Regions from separate parts of the Homo sapiens genome. Here region 1 is linked to region 2. Evidence: read pairs that join two places in POLR2A ChIA-PET (ENCODE). Cell type or tissue: PC-3. All regions are shown on one strand. Links, peaks and the distances in the headings refer to the core of each region. The heading gives the core; the rest is flanking DNA. Region 1 overlaps CREB5 (cAMP responsive element binding protein 5). Region 2 overlaps JAZF1 (JAZF zinc finger 1).

Region 1 (4,396 bases), core at 258-4,257, 630 kb after region 2:
AATCCATAAATATCTTCTTATCCCCTTATATAATGAGAAAAAAACAGCAGAATTTCTCTTACCTGGTAGGTCACTGAAAGAAGAAATAGAGCTTAAATCTTCTACTCTTTATTCTTTTCTAAAGGGATTTTTTTTTTTTTTTACTGCCAGAATTAGTGGGAAGGTCAGGAAAATACACATGTTTTGTGGAAATAAATTCTCAGAGATAATATTCTATAACATAATACCAAAGTAGATGGGCTAAGAGGATATCAATTATATGCCATACACATGATTCCACTTACTGGAAAACAGTTTGGCAAAATGTACCAAGCCTTGAGTTCCACCTCAAAGAATCTGTCCTAAGAAAATAATCACAGACCCAAGCAGAGATTTATGTTCAAAGATATTTACTGCAGTGCTATTATAAAGTATTAAGGAAATGATTTGGGAAATTGGCAATAATCTAAATGCCCAATAAATAGGAAATGGTGGGATTTTGTCCAACAATTCATGTTTTCAAAAACAAATGCCCCAAAAACATGTTCAAGTGATCACAATACCATACTATGTAGAAAAAATAGAAGTAATATTGTCTATACAGAATGTCCCTAATCTCTCTCTCGTGCATGCATACACACACACACACACTCACACACTCACAATTGGTAGAAATACTGATGAGAGAGTTATCTGTAGGTATTAGAATCATGACTGATATTTATTTTCCTTATGCTTTTTAGTTTTCCAATTCTTGTGCTATAATCTTCTTATATTAACAACAGGAAGATATTTCTGAGAAAATTAGCAGTAATTCCATAGGTACCCTTTGGGGAGATAGATTCATTGAAATACCTTTACATTTCCTCTTTTTCAACCCTGTGTAGATTACAGCTTTGAAAGAAACTAAATGGCATGCACTTGTTGAATTTATTCCAAATATTTATGTGTATATGCATTCACACACATATTTATAGAGCCAGAATGAACTGCATGATGAAGTGAAATGATTAAAATTTTTAAAATTAGATGATGTGCATTTGGAGAAAAAAATTCAATATCTAGCTTTTCCATGGTTGGCTTTCTAAATCTAATTAGAAAATACATAGGATGTAAGGACTATGATGCAAGAAAGAATGAGAGAAGGTTAACCCTACCAGGGATACAGTTTTTCAGAAAAAAAGAAGACGATCTTTTTTATATTATTCTTTTCAAGGTTAGTCTTTAAAATTAAACTCATTAAAAAAAAAAAAACCTCCCTCAACCTCATCAAATTACAGAAAGCCAAATATCTAGCTTTCATTTTTAATCAAGCAGGCCTAAATATTCATGTTTATGTGCCTAAATGAAACTTTTGTATGCAGTGTTCCACTCCATCTGCATGAATAGTAGCATTGTGGCCGGGTGAGGTCACTGCAGAAGGGAGAGTGAGGTAAGAACACAGCTGAATCTACAGGCTTTCTGCAGTGTGGTGCACCAGCTCTTTCTTAAAGCCACAGAACTGCCATTCTCACACCAAAGGCCCTCGGTTTGTTTGTGCCGGGCTGCAGCCCCACTTGCCTGTGTGTAGTGATGGCACTGTGTGTCATGAATAATTCAAGTGTTCCAAAGGAGAGCCAGAACTGCAAGGAGTAGCATGTGGCCAGAACCTCAGCAGTGTATAATTTCTGCTTCTTTAAACATCTACGTTGGCCACCTGTTCTCAAAGGAAAAGATGGTACCTTCCGTTTCCTACTGCCCTGCCACAAGATCCATGAGGGATCGCTGCTGTAGTTATGGGGACCCCACTGTGGTGTGCTTCCCTCCCAAGCAGTGGCAGGCTAAGTCACCAGAATATTGGTTAAAGATGCATGTCAGTTCATATTTTACCTACATTTCCTACTAACTTAGAGGAATAAGTTGGTTGCCAAGAGCATGCTGGCACGTAGCTCCCAGCCAACACGATCCTCATTAGAGCTGTGAGAACATGAAAAAACTTCACTCTTTTTTTTCCCCCAATAAGCTCTCCAAACGTTTTACCTCCTGCTTTACAATAGAGAGGGATCCTTTATTCTCCAGTCAGCATCAAGCAGCATCCAATTTAAATAATAAGATATTTCCAAGATATGGGTACTACGCCTTTGCTTGTATCTGCCTTGGAAGGTGCCATGATACCAGGAATAACAACAGCTTTTAAAATCTTTCCTGGAAAACTTTCACACCTGAGGCCTGAGCATATAAACTCGCATTAAGTAAAAAGATAGCACTCTCTGAACCAAAACTTCAAGAATGGGTAAGATTGACTCTTTAAATTAACCAAATCCTATAGAGTTCATCTTGGGTATCAGTACTGGGGATAAATGAGAGCATAAGATTGGTTAGGATAGGCATTATGGGGGTTACATGGTCCCTCTGTAAGTTTATAGCCAAGAGAAAGTGCTTTAGAAGTTCAGGGAAGGACCTGCTACTGGATCTGGAAGACTTGGAGAAAATACTTTGTAAAGGAAGCAGAAGATGAGAGGTCACTGAAGGAGGAACAGGCTTGGGCATCTCCAGTTGAGAACAATAGTGTAAAGAGAAGGGTATTGGTGCCGTATTTATAACAGCTGCTGAAGATACAAACTCTGGACTAGCTCAGTCGACTGACAGATGACCACCTCTCCCTGTTCAGGGATCATCAGTAGACCTGTTGAGTTGAGAAGTCAATTCCTATGAGAGAAGGGAGGTCCAGTTGGCAAGATACTTTGGGTCCCAGCCAGACCATAGAGGCTCAGGAATGCCAGCCTAAGGAAATGGTCATTATCTTTTAGGCAATAGTGAGTCACTGGAGGATTAGGAGTAGGGAGGGACACGATGAAATCAGTTTTTTTGGAAGATAAATCTGGCAGTGATGCACAAGAAGCACATATCAACTAATAGTAATAAGAAAAAAACTTACTAAGCTAGGAATATTACAGTTCCACTCTAGGCAGTGTTAAACAATGATTAAACGATGAACCCTGTTCATTTCTGCTGATGGCTGCTGAACATTGATCCTGAGAGCTGCTCGCCATGAAAAGAATGAAATGAATGCTGTGAACCAAGGACCCAATTATTATTCAGGTAGGCCCTAAAATCTGTAAGTGTTAGTGGCCAAAGAGTGTTTCTGAAGTGTTTCAGAGATCTTCAAGTGCATTCATTCATTCATTTAGATCAAACCTACTATGTGCTGGGTTCCATGATAGTCCCGGGGTAGGGTGGGGCGGGCATAAAGAACAATACAATGTATTCTATCTTCTCAAGAAATTTATATTTGCTATAGATTTTTAAAAATACAGAACATAGGAAGGTTCAGAAGCCCAGAATTTACAGCATATATAGCACTATTGTATGCAAACCCTCCTACCTCGGGGGATTTACCTACCTGCTGGAACTCATTCACAGGCCTGGCTGAGGTTCAGTGATGCTGTGGCCTATAAGAGAGAAGTGGAAGTGTCGAGGAAGGCAAGTCGCAGCCAAATGAAGGGCTTGCCATCTCCCTTTTTCACTCAGCAAAAGTACATTGAGTGGCTGGGCACGGTGGCTCACACCTGTAATCCCAGCACTTTGGGAGGCCGAGGCGGGCAGATCACCTGAGGTTGGGAGTTCGAGACCAGCCTGAGCACCATGGAGAAACCCCGTCTCTACTTTAAAAAAATACAAAATTAGCCAGGCATGGTGGCACATGCCTGTAATCCCAGCTACTAGGGAGGCTGAGGCAGGAGAATCGCTTGAACCTGGGAGGCGGAGGTTGCAGTGAGCTGAGATCACACCACTGCACTCTAGCCTGGGCAACAAGAGGGGAATTCCATCTCCAAAAAAAAAAAAACAGCACATTGAGTCTAAGTAGCCCTTGCATTTCAGCAGGATGGAGTCCAGTTTATTTTTCACTTAGAAATCTTCCAGAAGTGTGAAGTGTTCATTGAGGACTCAAAATATCCCTAACCACCATGACTACCACTGGTGCTCTCCAAAGCGGCCCTCTCCTCAAGCACCATATTGGTTATTAGTGTCAGCCACAATGGTGTACTCTGAACTGGGCACATGCTTTAACTAATGTTCAGAGACACTTATTGGAAATTGACAACAGCAGGTTTTGAGAGAGAGAGAGAGGCAGAGAGAGATCAACTGGCTATTTTTGCAGGGTGTTTAAATTGCTGGTTACAATTTGTTGGATGATTGATTGGTTCAGGCGCTCACATTTCAAAGATTGTATAGTCAACTGTTAATAAGTAAATTTTGAGAATCTGCAACATATTGTTTATAGGTACCAAGTTAAACACAGTTACTGCCCATCATGTTGCATTATTGCCAGTTTTCAGTTACTCACCCTAATTTTTTTAGCGTACTGTTACATAGTATTTCCCCTGAGCCAAGCACTGTTCTAAATGCTTTGTAAATAGTAACACAGTAAATTCTC
Region 2 (4,396 bases), core at 131-4,130:
CCAGCACCTCAATCCCTACCACTCACCCCTTCATCGAAGTAAGTCTCATCTTCTTCAGATCTCAGTTCAACCAGCAAAGCCCTCCTTAACCCCTCAACATTATTCACCCTCACAGCAGGCCATGCCTTTCCTTTCCTGCACTTATCAGAGCTGTACTGGTAGAACTGTGATATGACCTGATTAAAGTCTATTTCCCCACTAGACTGTAAGCTCCATAAGAGTAGGGACCATGACTATTTTAGTCTATCATTGCAACCCCAGTGACCAGCACAGTAGCACATAGTAGGCACTCGGGAAAGATTAGCTGAATGAACGAATGACCTTCTCTATAGTGTCTGTGTCATTATATTCTAAATGCCCATTGTGTGCTGGCCACAAAGCCTGGCCCCTGCCAGCCACGTCAAGAGGCAAACACTTTCCCAGAATTCATTTAAAAATGGAAATGGACATGTATCCCTATCACCTGTACCTTGTACATACACATCTATAGCAATGATGGAAGATGGAAATAAGGGTCTTAAAATCCTGGGATTGATGACTCTTACTAAGGTCAGGAAAAAGTGGCCATAGAACAGATCCAAAAAGGTAGAAATACTAACCAAAAATCAAGGGGGCAGGTAATATTACTGTTTCTGATCAATTCTAACCTAACCAGAAGTCACAACCAAGAAACCCCATTTCCTGGCTCTTCTGTTGATGTTTCAGCTGTTTTGACTGCTGAGAAAGAACAAAACTGAGTGAACAGGAGACGCAACGTGCCACGTGCAGCATCTCGGTCAGTCCCTGTTTGGGGCTGACTTGTGTCCTTCCAAAATTCAAATATTAAAGTCTTAACCCCCAGTGCCTCGGAAAGTAACTATTTGGAGATAGGGCCTTTAAAAAGGAAATTAAGTTAAAATGAGGCCATTAAGGTGGGCCCTAATCCAATCTGATTAATAAGAGGAGAGCAGGACACACAGAGAGACCCCAGGAGTGTGCATGCACAGAGGAAAGACCCCGTGAGGACACAGCGAGGGGGCGGCCATCTGCAAGCCACACAAAGAGGCCTCAGAGGAGACCAACCCTGTCAGCACCTTGCTCCTGGACTTATAGTGTCCAAAGCTGTGAAAAAAATACATTTCTACACTTAACGCCAACTGGCCTGTGATACTGTGTGCTGTGGCAGCCCAAGCGGTTCTCGAGAGAAAGGGAAGGAAGAGGTTCCAAGTATCTGCTGCCCAACCCACTCTTCACCATCCTGGGTGTCATCTTCTCCCCAGTGCCGTCCTTTCATCTTCATTTGACCAATAAGGACACTGAGGCTCAAAGCCACAGAGGGGGCTGAGCCAGAACTTGACTGCAGGGCCATGTGCTTCCAAAGTCCATGTCCTTTGCACTTTACCTTCAGTTCAAAAGACCAAAGTGGAGTATAAAATATGAAAGCAGATTCCATTTTGCTTTTCTTAGCCCTTAGAAAAGGGGGGAGATCACCATTCTAACTAAGTTAAAGAACCAGACACATTTAAATAAAGTGACTGAAATGCTGTGGAACAGATGTGAATAGGAACTAATTTTGCTTTTTAATGAGCATTTTGATCAGATCAATACTACAAAATGCTAAACTGTACAATGCCATTACTGTTTAAATGCAACTACCCAGTTGACTGGCTCAAAGGGGCATTACAGTAGCTAAAAAATATACTTTCTCTTTATAAAAGCAGGGTCTATTATGTAAAATAAAGTCATAAAAATTTTAATTGCACTGCATAAAGGACAGAACCTGATCTAGCCTACAAACCATGGAAAGCAGAGAAAAATAAAATGCAGCTGAATGCTTAATCAGCTGTCTGTCACTTTCTGAATAGTGCCTAATATTCTAATTATTAGTCACCACACTGAGAAGGTGCAATTATGGAACAGGGAAGATTGCTTTTTTTTTTTTTTTTTGTTAACCCACAATTTGGAAGGCCTTCACAAAAATATTATTTAAGACCCAATAAGCTATAAAGGGAAAAAAATGATTAACAGTTAAAATTCAGTTTTCCCCCCTAAAGCATTTTTTAAAAGCTTTGAAATTGTATTGACAGATATGACTAACAATTGTAATCACAGAAATAAATGTAGTAAAACGATAATTTATCTGTCACAATTTACCGAGGGGGAAAAAGTGCAGCACAAGCAGCTGAATTGTGAAGTTAAATGAAAGCAAAGATAGAAACCGGTTTTTAATGAAATGTGGAGCATTATTAATTGGTTTCCTAGCAACAGCGGGGCTAAAATTACTTAACATGTCTGTTCAATCAGATGCAAATTTGAGTGTTATCCCTTAAATGTTGATTATAGCTGGTCTTTTCAGATGCAAATCCAATGTGTAAAGTGAATGTAAATGTTGACAATGCTGATACAAAAAATCCCCTGATTAACATCATTCTGGTGTTCAAAGCACTAGAGTTGAGGATATTCCCTTGGAAGGACTGCAAGCTGCCAGGGTTGCCCATCTTGTCTGGCATTTTCCTGTACCTGTCCTCCCTGTCCCACCTCACCACCACCCTCACTCAGTGCAAGCATGACAGATGACTAAAAAATGAGATTGCTGGGCCTTGTGATTTCTCAAACACTGGTTTCTCATCAGTGCTAAATGATAGAGACAGATGATGTTTTCAGCTTAGAATTCCATCAGCTGATGCAAGGGCCTTGCCAACCCAAGACCAAGGTTGGTCTCAAGTGTAGTTTTTCAGATGGAACAAGACCTTTGGGTGACTCCACCGGAATGGGATCCAAGCAAACAAATTCCCTACAAGACTGCCAAATAAGGCAGCCTTCCTCAGCTATACCCTGGCCTTATCCTATGGTTCAAGTGTAGCATATTCCAGTAAATGGAGGCACCAGGAAGGGGTTAGGGGTGGGAAGGATGTAGCCCCTTCATAATCTCCATCATCCCCCAAAGCTACCCTAGTAACACACTACTCCAGACAAAAGCAATGTGCTTGCCTCACTTTCACTCTCATGCAACAAATATTTATTGCACAGTTACTATTTGCCAGGCAATGATCTTAGGGAGCTGGAGACACAGAAGTGAATTAGAAAAAGTTCCTACTCTCACCCTAGTAGTTCAGGGGAGAGATAAATACATAAATAAACTGAGAAACAATAATTTCGGGTAGTGATAAGAGCTAGGAAGAAAAAAGTAGCTTAATGAGGAGAGGGGGATGGGCATGGCTGGGGGACCACTTTGGATAAGGTCTTTTGGAGGGAGGATACCTTCTGCACAGACCTAAAGGAAAAGGAGCAAGCCAGGCAAGGTGGGGGGAAGCGAGTCTCACTCAGAGGCAGGAATGACCTTGGAACAGCACAGAGACCAGAGGCTCTGAGTGTGACGCAGAACAGGAAGGGGAGCGGTGATGATGCAAGAGGAGCAACTTTGAGATAAGCTCCTAAACCATCTTCCAACAAGACTGTACTCCCCATTCCCCACCTTACGGTGTTTCAGGGACACAAGTGTCTCTAGAGCCACCTCAGGGTACAGTGCAGGAGCAAAAGTCTGCCATGTGAGGAAGAGGAGAGGGAAAGGAAGGGGAGGGGAGGAGTGAAAACAAGAAGGGAGGAGAGAGGAAGAGAAGAGTGAGTCCACGGAACCCTAAAGGTCATCTCCTTTCCAGGTCAAGGCCCAGTCCCTTTCCAACCCTACCCCACCCCCAGAAAAGCTTCCATGCCAGTGGAAAGTACATTCTTAAACTGATCTCCCCTAGAAAACAGTGAATGGCTTTTCTGGCCAAAGCCCCCTGTCTCTCAATGAACAGTTTGTTCCAGACACTCAATCAAGGCTCTGGGATATCCCAGGCAGTGGTCAACAGGACATATATTCCAGAAAGTTCTGAAGCTTGCTTTTCATTAGAATTGACAGTCTCCTGACAGCTGCATACTAGGCGAAGGATCCTAAGGCTAACCTTAAGAGTACTGGGGCAAGGGAAAATGGACAGACCCTTCCTGCAGAGCATCTCACTCTAGCCTTAGAAGTCATGCCTTCAGTCTTTGAAGTATTTAAGGATTACTATTAAATGCGAATGCCCTTTAGAGAAACATGTGTAACCTTAGGTATAACCCATGTCAGGGTGGGGATACAGATGCCAGAGGAAGCTGTGGAAGTGGGATGGAACCTCGTCTATCAAGTGGCCTAGCATGGACCTGCATTGGGAATGGTGACAATGTCAAGGTATGCAAGGGGAGTTGTGATGCCTGACTGGAAAACACAAACCTTCACCAGGCTTGCCTTAATTCATGTTAACCCTTAGAGAGAAACACCACTGGCACCTCATTTCACCAGGGAGGTCTAAAAGAAAAAAAAAGTGCCAAAAAGTTTTATTTCATGAAAAGCAGAGATAAATGTCAAAAAAAGGGAAAATGTGGCTGTATTAGT

What was found. Peaks named below come from ENCODE experiments on the same cell type or tissue, not always from the same donor. Only the 100,000 strongest peaks of a DNase experiment are listed, where the experiment ranks them.
Region 1: POLR2A ChIA-PET joins it to region 2 with 6 read pairs; 3 of 35 experiments call an interaction of 5 or more read pairs at or near these places.

Annotation. Positions count from the first base shown.
Region 1 is chr7:28,752,766-28,757,161 of GRCh38, forward strand. All of the region lies in intron 7 of CREB5 (cAMP responsive element binding protein 5), which reads left to right. Among named protein-coding and RNA genes, the nearest start is that of TRIL, 200 kb to the right of the region's middle. In PC-3, for the core only: no CTCF peak of the experiment used is centred there; a DNase peak (open chromatin) is centred at 2,746.
Region 2 is chr7:28,123,238-28,127,633 of GRCh38, forward strand. All of the region lies in intron 1 of JAZF1 (JAZF zinc finger 1), which reads right to left. Among named protein-coding and RNA genes, the nearest start is that of JAZF1-AS1, 55 kb to the right of the region's middle. In PC-3, for the core only: no CTCF peak of the experiment used is centred there; no DNase peak of the experiment used is centred there.